Regions from separate parts of the Homo sapiens genome. Here region 2 is linked to region 1. A link is a loop called in an ENCODE intact Hi-C map of the cell type or tissue named here. Cell type or tissue: MCF 10A. All regions are shown on one strand. Links, peaks and the distances in the headings refer to the core of each region. The heading gives the core; the rest is flanking DNA.

What was found. A loop is a pair of places that touch in the nucleus more often than their neighbours do. Peaks named below come from ENCODE experiments on the same cell type or tissue, not always from the same donor. Only the 100,000 strongest peaks of a DNase experiment are listed, where the experiment ranks them.
Region 2: a loop joins it to region 1, with 6 times the contacts of the local background. A loop is called at or near these places in 4 of 110 quality-filtered maps.

What each region holds. Positions count from the first base shown.
Region 1 is chr5:140,722,410-140,730,093 of GRCh38, forward strand. The region is part of intron 1 of LOC105378198 (a long non-coding RNA gene); the gene reads left to right. It also overlaps VTRNA1-3. Among named protein-coding and RNA genes, the nearest start is that of ZMAT2, 26 kb to the left of the region's middle. RefSeq lists an enhancer at 3,535-3,829. In MCF 10A, for the core only: no CTCF peak of the experiment used is centred there; a DNase peak (open chromatin) is centred at 3,742.
Region 2 is chr5:141,555,353-141,560,352 of GRCh38, forward strand. The region is part of intron 18 of DIAPH1 (diaphanous related formin 1); the gene reads right to left. DIAPH1-AS1 (DIAPH1 antisense RNA 1) reads left to right here and starts at 2,959. Exons shown (of 3, transcript NR_038333.1): 1 at 2,959-3,135. RefSeq lists enhancers at 1,937-2,789, 2,550-2,844. In MCF 10A, for the core only: CTCF peaks have their summits at 1,451 and 2,684 (motif pointing left); DNase peaks (open chromatin) are centred at 2,609, 3,089 and 4,329.

The DNA of each region.
Region 1 (7,684 bases), core at 1,663-6,662:
TTGATAGTAGCTATCCTGAAGGGTGTGAGGTTGTGTCTCCTGTGGCAGCTCATTTGATTTTAATCTCTCTTAATTATTAGTGTATTTAAAACTGTAAGTTTGCCTTTAAATACTGCTTTATTTGTAGTACACAAATTCTGTCATGTAGTGTTTCATTCACTTCTAAGTGTTTTATAAGCTGAGTCTGATCTAGTAATATGTTATTTATTTTCCAAGTAAGTGGGATTTTATTTTAGCAATTGTTTTTACAAATGTTAATTTCAGAATGCATTGTAGTAGGAGAACATTGTCTGAATGGGATTGGATCTTTGGAATTTATTGATGCTTCCTTTATGGCCTAATACATGGTCTATTGTTGTAAGTGTTATATGTATATTCAAAAAGAGTGCCTGTTTATTTTGGTTCTACATATTTTTAAAAATGTTTTTCATTTCAGCTCATTCATATCCATACTATTTTCAGTTCTATGTGATCTACAGTTCTTAGAGATGCATGTTAAAACATTTCCAACTACAATTGGTGATTTATGTATTTTTTCCTGTTTGTTTGATATAGTTCAAGATTGTATATTGGATGCATGTATGCTTATGATGATTGTATCAATTTTCTACAGTTAATTAATTAAGCATTTTAACACTGTGAGATAAACATGCAGAAAGTTTATGAGGTATATACGTAAATTTAAATACTTATAAAATGAATCCATATAATCACTACTATATAATCCATATAATCACTACTAAGGATAAGAAAACGTTGCCAACATTCCAGAAACCCTGTATCTCTCTTTTGATTTTCACAACCCCTTCACTTTTGGAATTAACCATTCACCTGATTTTTTAATTTTATTTATTTTATTTTATTTAGAGAAGAGGGTCTTGCTATGTTGCCCAGGCTGCAGTACAGTAGCCATTCACAAGTATAATTATAGCAGGCAACAGCCTTGAACTCCTGGGCTCGAGTGATCCTTCTGCCTCAGCCTCCCGAGTTGCAGGGACTCTAGGCATGCACCATTCTGCCCAGCTCCATTTACCTGATTTTTATTGATTTATTATTATTACTGGTATTATTTTTGAGACAGAGTCTTGCTCTTTCACCCAGGCGGGAGTGCAGTGGGGGTATCTCAGCTCACTGCAACGTCCGCCTCCCGGGTTCAAGGGATTCTCCCGCCTTAGCCTCCTGAGTAGCTGGGATTACAGTCGCCCACCACTATGCCTGGTTAATTTTTTTGTATTTTTAGTACATATGGGGTTTCACCATGTTGGCCAGGCTGGTCTTGAACTCCTGACCTCAAATGATCTGCCTGCCTCGGCCTCCCAAAGTCCTGGGATTACATGCCTGAGCCACCGCACCCAGTCTCATTCTTCAGGAAACCATCTAGTTTAATTTAGCTTCAAAGGATGTCGTTCCTTTTTTGGTACAGTGGAGCTTACCTCTGGTCACTTCTTTTTTTTTTCTTTTTTCTTTTTTTTTTTTTGTTTGAGACGGAGTCTTGCTCTGTGCCCAGGCTGGAGTGCACAGGCGCGATCTCGGCTCACTGTAAGCTCCGCCTCCCGGGTTCATGCCATTCTCCTGCCTCAGTCTCCCGAGTAACTGGGGCTACAGGCGCCAGCCACCACATCCGGCTAATTTTTTTTTTTTTTTTTTTTTTTTTAGTAGAGATGGGGTTTCACCGTGTTAGCCAGGATATTCTCGATCTCCTGACCTCGTGATCCGCCCGCCTTGGCCTCTCAAAGTGCTGGGATTACAGGCATGAGCCACGGCGCCTGGCCATCTCTGGTCACTTCTAAAATGCAATTCTGAATTTCAGAATCTTTAAACTCTTTTGGGACTGGTAAGTGGTTTGAGTCTCAAAGGGACCTAAGTCATGGGGGTGTTTGGAGGTGCTCAAGTTGGTGTCTTAGGAAAGGAAATGGAATGGAAATTCAAGAGCCCACAGCAATCTCCCAGATAACTCAGAAATCTCAAAGAGAAGCTTGTTTCAGGGCTTTCTAAAACCAATGGAAATGTTTGCATTCTGGTTGAGGAATATCCACTTGACCAGTGCTTAGGTGAACATGCTGTAGGTACTGGTATTATCGTCTGGGGCAATGCATCAAAGTCCCAGATGTCATGGAATGTACATTCTGGTGGAATTGCCCTTCAGAGTACCTGGGGAACAAAAGATGATCCTTATTACTAAAGATGATCCTACGGCTTCAGGCACCCTCAAGGCCTCTTGCATTTCTCCCATAACTTTCTCCAAATATGTGTGCAGATTCTTTAATCCAGCATATATTCTAACAACATACTTGTGTATGTGTACATATATGTACCAAGATGTGTATCACTGCAGCTTTATGATAGTGAAACTTAAAACTAGTACATTTATACTTGAATATAATGCAGCTGTTACAATACAAGTGATTTAGGTTTATATGCAGTGACTGGAAGGATCTCCAAGACATGCTGTTAAGTAAACAATATCCAACAACCAAGATTCCCAGCAAGCCAAGAAAAACCTTATGTTTTGTATACAGTTAAATATACAGATTGAGGGAAAGGACTGGAAGGATACACATTGAAATATAAACAGTGGTTAATTGGAGAAAAGTAGGAATTTGGGGAAGAAAGATTAGCTGTTTACAGTGCACATAAAAATAATAGATGTTACTGTAGTATTAAAAATGGAAATAATTTTTAGGCCAGGCATGGAGGCTCACACGGGTAATCCTAGCGCTTTGGGTGGCCAAGGTGGAAGGATCTGTTGAGGCCAGTTCCAGGTCAACCTTGGCAACATAGCAAGAGCCTGTCTCTACAAAAAGACAAAACAAAACAAAACAAGAAAGGCTGGGCATGGTGGCTGAAGCCTGTAATCTCAGCCCTTTGGGAGGCCGAGGCAAGCGGATCACCTGAGGTCAGGAGTTCGAGACCAGCCTGGCCAACATGGTGAAACTTCCTCTCTACTAAAAAATATAAAAATTAGCTGGGTGTGGTGGCGCATGCCTGTAGTCCCAACTACTTGGGAGGATGAGGCATGAGAATCGCTTGAACCTGGGAGGCGGAGGCTGCAGTGAGCCGAGTTGTTGCCACTGCAATCCAGCTTGGGCAACGGCGTGGAGAATCCGTCTCAGGAAAAAAAAAATTAGTTGGGCATGGTGGACTGCCTGTAGTCCTAGCTACTGGGAAGGCTAAGAGGGGCGTATGGGTTGAGCCTAGATGGGGCCATTGCACTGCAGCCTGGGTGACAGGGTGACAGAGGGGTATTCTGTCAAAAAAAAAAAAAAAAAAAAGCGCCGCAGGAAGTTTCCCCTGGGGAGAGGATGTAAGGTTTATCTAGTTTAGCAGCGAAGTTCTAAGATAAGGTCTGAAATACAATTTACACCTTGTAAAGACTCCACTCTTATGACCCAAGCTCTACTTGTAAAAGTCGATTTGATCACAAAGTGACCCTGCGTGGTTGTTTTGGGAGCGCAAAAGCTGGAGGCAAAGGAGGTGGGGGCGTGTGGAGAGTTGTGGACCAGGTGACTGCTGAGGAGAGAATAAACCGGGGGCACAACCGCGGAAGAGCTCTCCAGGGGTTAGAGGAAGGCTGAGTACTTGTCACTGCTGTATGTCCCCAGATGGACACTCTGCAATTGCCTGGAGATAGCGGCGGATTGGACAGTCCAGGTCGCTGAGTCAAGCTAAAGCACCGTTGTTTTGACTCACTCTTTGTGACGTAGGTCTTTCTCACCAGTCAAGAAAATACAATCCGAAAGCAACCTCTGGGCTGGCTTTAGCTCAGCGGTTACTTCGCGTGTCATCAAACCACCTCTCTGGGTTGTTCGAGACCCGCGGGCGCTCTCCAGCCCTCTTACTGCTGAAGTTCAGCTCACTTTCCATAATAAAAGGATCCAGGGTTTCTTGGAGAAATGGCTGATTTTAGTAGTGGGCAGGAAATATAGAAATGGACACGGAGCACCTCGTAGTGCTAGAAAGCAAGGAAGTGCTTAAAATCCAAACACAACCAAACTCTTAACTTTTAAAGTTTTTTCAGTGTTCAGTAATGTTCACGTGTTTGTTCTAACAGTTACCTGTATATTTGTATCTTCTTGTCCTTTTTGCCTGAGGCCCACAGGAGTTTTTCTTTCAAATCTAATGGATGCTCTAAGATATACCTCAGACTTGATCATTCCATATAATTTTTCCTAGGTTTCCTTTCGATATGTAGACCCAAGTTTCTTTTATTATAGTTTTGAAGATTACATCGGTTCCATTGTTTTATTCTTCTTCAGGGACTGCAATGTATGTTGGATCTTTGCCTCTACACCAACGCCACTTTCTGTCTGATCCTTTGAATGGCTTTTTTTTTTTTCAGATGGAATCTCACTCTGTTGCCCAGGATGGAGTGCAATGGTGCGATCTCCGCTCACTGCAACTTCCATCTCCTTTTTTCAAGCGATTCTCCTGCCTCAGCCTCCTGAGTAGCTGGGACTACAGGCACATGCCACCATACCTGGCTAATTTTTGTATTTTTAGTAAAGACAGGGTTTCACCATAATGGCCAAGCTGGTCTCGAACTCCTGACCTTGTGATCCACCCGCCTCGGCCTCCCGAAGTGCTGGGATTACAGGCGTGAGCCACTGCACCCGGCTGAATTGCTTTCTTTTGATTTTATTTTTATTTTATTGGCTGTGTTAATACCTTTCCTCAATACCAGTTATTATATTTTAAGTAAAAGCTCTTCCTCTTCGAACATCTTATAATTTAGTTTTTTTTTCTGATTTTTTTATTCTTCTATTTCTCCTGCTTTTTTTTTTTTAACAAACTGTTTTCTTAGTTATTTCGTTCTTTGTCCATTTCTGTTCTGAGTTATTTTTCTGATTCATGGCATTTTTTTTCATGTTACCAAATTATTGTTTAAGGTTATTTAATTTTGGCTGGAATATTATGTTTCAGGTTTCTGGTATCATGTTGAGTTTTTTTTTTTTAGAAAATATAGATTTTCACTTAAATTTTTTCTATATAATATGTCTGCAATTTTCTGTGCATTTTGTAATATTTTATTTTCCAGTTTCAGCAACTGCAAATGAGGCAGGAGGTTGGGTGCCTTACCAGCTTTCTTAGTTCAAGAGTGCCCTCTTTTTTTAGAGTGGCGCACTGGCTGATGTCTTCTGATTTTGTGATTCTGTTTCATTTCTGTGGGACTCTTAACTTTCTTTTTCTTTTTCTTTTCGAGACACAGCCTGTCTCTGTCTCCCAGGCTGGAGTGCAGCGGCTCCATCTCTGCTCACAGCAACCTCTGCCTCCTGGGCTCAAGCGATCCTCCTGCCTCAGCCTCCTCCCGAGTAGCTGGGACCACAGGTGCGCACTACCTCGCCTGGCTAAATTTAGTATTTTATTTTATTTTATTTTTGTAGAGATGGGGGTCTCACCATGTTGCCCAGGCTGGTCTCGAGTTCCTGAGCTCAAGAGATCTGCCCACCTCGGCCTCCCATAGTGTTGGGTTTATAGGAGTCAGCGACTGCGCCCAGCCTGGGACTCTTACTCATTGCTTGCTTCGTTTTTCTTCACCATCAAGCCCTGAAGGGGTACCTCCCCTTCAAGTCGCCTCTTTCTTCCTGCCTTTCCTCTTGCCTTTGCAACATTGCCATTGCCAGTCTCAAACAATTTCACCCCCTTTTAAAATCTGTCTCAGTTCTTTCATCTACCAGATCTCGGACGTATTGTCAGTATTTCTCCACTCAAGATGGGACTCTCTTTTTCTGGTGGTGGTTTAGCCTTTCTGTGCCATCTTGGCTTCTCTTCTAGAGCATGGCTCTGTAACTGGATCTGCTGGTTTTGGATGTATATACCTGCTTTTATATAAAATGGGGTTTATAATTTTCTCTGTCTGTAAATTATATTGTAGCCATGGATGGTTTTATTCGTTCTCCTTAGTTTTGTTTGTTTATAGGATGTGTGGAGAGATTCAAATTTAGGTAACTGGTGTTGTTCTATAGGAATCTGGAAGCCAGAACATTTGTTTTTGTTTTCCATAAAAAATTTTAATTGTGGTAAACTACACAGAATATAAAATTTGGCATATGAACCATTTTAAAATGTTCAGCTCAGTGGTGGTAGGTACATTCACACCGTTTTGCAACCATCACCACTATCCATCTCCAGAACTCTTCATCTTTCAAAACTGAAACTCTATACCCATTAACTAATAACTCTCCACCTCCCTCTATCCCTAATCCCTGGCAACTGCCATTCTGCTTTCCGTCTCTATAAATTTGACTACTCTAGGTATCTCATAGAAGTGGAATCATACAGTAGTTGTCTTTTTGTGACTCGTTTATTTCACTTAGCACTATGTTTTATTTTGTTTTGTTTTGTTTTGTTTTGAGATGGAGTCTGGCTCAGTCACCCAGGCTGGAGTGCAGTGGCACAATCTCGGCTTACTGCAACCTCCACCTCCTGGGTTCAAGCGATTCTCCTGCCTGAGCCTCCCAAGTAGCTGGGACTTCAGCCTCCTGCCACCATGTCCTGCTAATTTTTTGTAACTTTACTAGAGACTGGGTTTCACTCTGTTAGCCAGGATGGTGTCGATCTCCTGACCCCATGATTCTCCTGGGATTACAGGCATGAGCCACCGCACCCAGCCAGCACAATGTTCTTAAGGTTCATCCACGTTGTATCATGTACTACAATTTCATTCCTTTTGAAAAAGGATAAATAATATTTTATTGTATGTGAATACTACAATGGAATACTATTAAAATGGAATGTTTTGTTTAGTCATTGTCCATCAATGGACATTTGGGTTGTTTTGACCTCTTGCCTATTATGAACAATGCTGCTATGAACATGAGTGTACAAATATCTGTTTGTGTTTCTGCTTTCAATTCCTTTGGGTATATACCCAGAAGTGGAATTGCTGGGTTATATGGTAATTGTACTTTTAATTATTTAAGTGACTGCTGTACTGTTTTCCATAGCAGCTGTATCACTTTACATTCCCACCAATAGTGCAGAAATGCTTCAATTTCTCCATGTCTTCACTAACACTTATTCTCTCTCTCTCTGTGTGTGTGTGTGTGTGTGTGTGTGTGATTGATAGCAGCTATCCTGAAGGGTGTGAGGTTGTATCTCCTGTGGCAGCTCATTTGATTTTAATCTTTCTTAATCATTAGTGTATTTAAAACTGCAAGTTTACCTTTAAGTACTGCTTTAGTTGTAGTACACAAATTCTTCATGTAGTGTTTCATTCACTTCTAAGTATTTTTTAAGCAGAATCTTATTTAGTAATATGTTATTTAGTTTCCAAACACATGGGATTTTATTTTAGCTATTGTTTTTACAAATGTTAATTCCAGGATGCATTGTAATAGGAGAACATTGTCTGAATGGGATCAGATCTGTGGAATTTATAGCCTAACACATGGTCTATTGTTGTAAGTGTTATATATATATTCAAAAATAATGCCTGTTTATTTTGGGTCTACATATTTTTAAAATTGTTTTTCTTTTCAGCTCATTCATATCCATACTATTTTCAGGTCTATGTGATCTACAGTCCTTAGAGATGCATATTAAAACATTTCCAACTACAATTGGTGATTTATGTATTTTTTCCTATTTGATGTAGTTCAAGACTGTATTGTAGATGCATGTATGCTTATGATGACTGTATCAATTTTCTACTGTTCACTAATTAAACATTTTTAAACTGTGAGAT
Region 2 (5,000 bases), core at 1-5,000, 830 kb after region 1:
CTGGTTCAACTTTGACGGTGGGTTAGGAAGAACTCCCACTGACAACCAGCAGTAAAGACAGGCAGTCAAATGTAGAACCCATAGAATGCTCCCATTTGCTGCCTTCCCAGCCTTCTTACAGGAATGGTGCACTAATTAATCATCCAGATACTAAAGCACCTAATATACAACCTTATCAATGCTTGGGTTCCAGCCCCCATTTTCATAAGAGCAAAGATGAGAAGTCCAGAACAAAGGCCTCATGCTGTCCCTCACCCTAAAAACAACATCAAGGGCTGAGTAATTTCAGTTTACAGAATTGTGTGAAATAAGGGACCAAAATAGGTGGGTATAGATAGCACCTTAGCACAAAGGAAAAGAGGAAAATTTTTTCTGCAAAGGCTGTGACTCTCAACAAACAATAGTAGAAAAGAGAGACCCTTACACCTAGCTATGTGGTTAAAAAGTGGCCGTGCCAGGATCCGTATTTCTAGCTGCTGCAATCCTGACCTATTCAGCAGATTCTAAACCTTTTGCTAGTGGGAACTATAGTTTCCAAACTAGACATGGGGCCAATCTAGTCTCCACAGACCAGACTCTACGAGTGTCCTGCCAGCCTTGCCAAGAAGCCAGACCCTGCTAATTCCCTTCTATCACCTGTGCCCTTCCCTTGGGCAAGGGAATAGACTGCTTGCTGTGGCTGCTGAAAGTCAGAGTCACTGACCCATTTCAGAAGTGGGAGAAGAATATTAAGCAAGAACTTTCATCTGATCATTTGCATCTAAGTCAGTCTCAGGGAGTATCTCCAAAAAGGTCAAGGGAAGGACTAGCGATATTATAATCCTGAAGCCATAAAGGACTTTTCACCACATCCCCCCCGGCCCCAACACAGTATTATATTTTTTCTTTCTGTAAAAGTCCATGAAGTGCTGTTAATTCATTGAGTCTTACCAGGGAGAAAGCTGCTACTTAAGTAAAAAAAGTATTCGGGAAAAAAAAAGCTGATACTCTAGAATCACCATAGGGATGCAGCTATTACACAGTGGCCAAACACAGTTGTCCCAAAGCTTAAAAGCTCTCCTTTAATTCTTAGAACGGGTGAGGCCCACTTCTATGACCATGTTCTCCGTTGACGGCAGTGTGCAAACTTTTCTCAAGACTTTGGGTAACAGATTATCACGTCAGGAGAAAAGTAAGAGTCCAGCCCTTTCTCCCTCTGAAGGTGGCAGGGCATTGCTCCTTCACTTGGTCACCAATAGCCTCTGTGGGAAATCCTAAAGAAGAGGCTCTGCTCTGGCAAGAAGGGAAGTCTGGCTTTGTATCTTCTCAGTCCCAACCTGAGAGATCTTCTTTTTATTTATTTATTTATTTATTTTTTGAAATGGAGTCTCACTCTGTCACCCAGGCTTGAGTGCAGTGGTGCAATCTTGGCTCACCACAACCTCCGCCTCCCGGGTTCAAGCAATTCTCCTGCCTCAGCCTCCCGAGTAGCTGGAATTACAGGCATGCGCCACCAGGCGGCCCGGCTAATTTTTGTATTTTTAGTAGAGACGAGGTTTCGCCATATTGGCCAGGCTGGTCTCAAACTCCCAACCTCACGTGATCCGCCCGCCTCGGCCTCCCAAAGTGCTGGGATTACAGGCGTGAGTCACCGCGCCTGGCAGAGATCTTTTTAAAAGAAATTAAGTCTATAAATAAATTGCAAAATAAAAAATAAAAAAGAGCATAAGAGAGAACCTATAGAGACATCAACCAACTGCAATGTGTAGACTTTATTTGGCTCTGATTCAAATGAACTATTAAAAAAAACAACTATCATAAGATAATTTGGGAAATTTAATACTAACTGGCTATCTGATGATAAAGAATTTTTTAAATGTGATAATGGTAGTAATTATCTTCTTTTAAAAGTCCTAATTTTTTTGACACACATTCTGAACTGCTTAAGGATTAAATAATATGAACAAGGATACATGTAAAAATAATGGGTGGCAAAGACAAAGTTGATACAGGTATATGAAACAAGACTAGCTGTTGATTAAGTTTTTTAAATGGGTGATGGACATAGGGGTGTTCATACTAGTCTCTTTACATATATGTGTGTATGTGTGCGTGCATTTTTTTCACGGTTTCAAAAATAACATTTTTTAAAAAAATTCAGGACCATTTCCCTAGAGTCCTTGGGGCATTTGATTCTTCCCAGACAGCTAAGTGAAAGGGGTTCCTTTTTTTCTTCTTTTTTTGGGGGTATCTTTTCTTATCTGATCCTATAATTAAGAAAACTGCCCTAAACATCTCTGTAGCAAAAACACCTAAACCCAGGATTAGAGTCTAGATGAGGCAGAGGGGATGCCCTGGCCTGCTGCCTCAAAAGCTAGCACTCTGTCACTGTTAGTAGGTGTCCGGCAGCCAAACCATTTTGCTCTGTGCTCCGCTGGCAAGGACTTGCGGCATCGATTGCTCAGGATGCAGGCAGCCTGCAGCAAGGTGTGTCCCTGATGAGCAACTGCTGAGTAAAAGAGTACGTAGCTGCGCCTCAGCCAGTCTCCCTCCCTCTGCAAACCAGACTCCTCCTTTGCCTAACTCCTTTTTTTATTCCTGCGTCACAAATACAAAATGGAGTTAGCTGGGAGCAAAAACAATCTGTCTAAAATGGCTGAATGCGGTGGGGAGTGCCAGACAGTAAAGCGAAGGGAAAGGGCACCCCCTGGCGGCCAAGATAGGGAGTCTGTTTTATGTTCTTCACTACTTTTGCATTTCAAACGAATCAGTCCTACAGAGTCCAAGTTAATTTTGTCACAAATCTTGATGTTGAGCTCTAAAATTCAACTAATAGAAACTGAGGCACAAGAAGGGAAAATAATTTTCAGTCTCTAAAGACAAAGGGCACAAGTCAACAGCCCTGAGTTGCAGTTACTGCTTGGTTATGATCAGTAATAGTTTCTAGGAGACAACAGAACGGAAGGGAGGTCCTTTTATAGTACATGATTCCCCAGCTTCAATAATGGACTAATGACCCCCGGAATCCCACCGCTATAGCCTGCACTTCCCCAGGAATTCCTGTTTAAGGCGTCTCTCAATGAAGACCACAAACAGGAAATGGAGGAGTGGGGAGTTGCCTGACATCCTGGAAACTACGTTCTTAAAGAACTGCAGGTGGGAGTAAGTGGGATAGAAAAATGGGCTTTTCAAAAACTGTTGAGAACACGGACTGAGTCAGTTGTATCCGCACGGCTGGAAGACAGGCAGCTCCACCTAACCTCACTCACTTACTCAGGACCAAAACCCTACTTGCTCTGCCCAAGATAAAGCCTGCAGCATTTGTACCTATTCTACAGGGAACACCCTCCATTATCTTTATCTTACGCTACACCTCCCTTGAGTAAGCCAAGTACCTATGACTAAAAAAGAACATGTAAGAAAGGTGGAAAAAACAGAAATTATCTGGAAAAACTTGTGGGTACAAGTCATTAATGGTTGCCACTACTTAAATGAGGCTGCACAAATACGCCAGTTTATCCAACGTCCCTAAAGTGAGATAATGGCAACACATACAACACAGGTGCACAAAAATCACAAGTTGTTAAAAAAAAAAAAAAAAAGACTCTGGCATCACTATAGTTTTCTCTGAAGAAATAGGGTCTTTGTGGAAGAATCTTAGATCTCTCAGGCATATATGAAAGATCAGAACACTTAATAATCTCTCCAGGAAATAACTTTCTGTGAGGGTAACATAGCTATGGAATTGCCAAGTTCACCTAGCATACAATAAGCCATGTCTATTAAGCACTACATCAACTCTCTAATTCTGGGAAGAGGAGACAGTAAGAGGGTCTTAATGTTAATATAAGTGTTAATATAAGAAGCTGCCCAAATGGAGGACTTCTGATTTATATTCTTCATGGTTGTAATATACATAAGGGATAAATTCAGCACTTTAAAACAATCACTAAGGTATACATTATAGAAGGAAAAAATATCATGCCAACCGAATAGCAGTTATCCCTGCCCAAAGGTAACCGTATCACTGATACCTTGGCCAAAATATACAACTATCTGCAAAATCCCACAGAACTAGACCATTACAGATGTGCAAGCTGTAAGGAGGGACAGGGCAAACTGGCATTAATGAACAAACCTAAAGGACAAGAACAAAGCCACACAGAATCCCAAAGGAAGAACCAGATGCTGAGAGTTATAAAGAAGGGGACAGATATAAGTCTGGAAGGGTAGCAGAAAAGCAGTATTAAAAATCTGGGCACTTCACCAAGCATTTGGTCTTTCAGATAATATAGTCATTGAGTTTCCCACAGATACTTTCCCAGCACACCCAGGATGGTGACTCAATTAGGGAGTGCTAAAAAGAGGTCTGCTTCTAGGATGTGGGTGGGGAAGGACTGGAAGGACAGGCACTATCCCAAACAAGGACTCAGGTATGTCAGCAAAGAGGACAGGTTTATGCAAGGAAACAATAGGCTAGAGGGCAGAAGAAAAGGCATTAAAATAAGGTACTAGAAATAAAACTCTTTTCCTGGATTAAAAAATGTTTTATTATGGGAAAAATTAAACATTCAAAAACACAATTATTAATCCCCATGCATACATCACTCAGTTTCAACAGTTATCCACTCGTGACCAATTCTGTTTCATCTACACCCCACTTCTAAATCCCATAATGATCCGCAATTATTTCTGTACACATCTCTAAAAGATGATGACTTTTTAAAAAATGCCATGAAACCATTATCACACTAATTTCCAGCTGTCTCAACTGTCAAGTGTTTTGTATAGTTCATTTGGATCAAGATCTAAATAAGTTCCATATACTGTACTGGTTGATAAAATTTAAAATTCCCTCTTAATCTATATGTTCCTCTCCATCTCATTTTTTCCCCTGAAATTTATTTGTTGAAGAAATCAGGACACTAATCACTGGTAAAAATCAAGAAGCACTAGCACAGTTACTTTACACTGTCAGTCACTGGAAGCAAGCACCTGAGGTTTCTCTCAACATGCCTGCA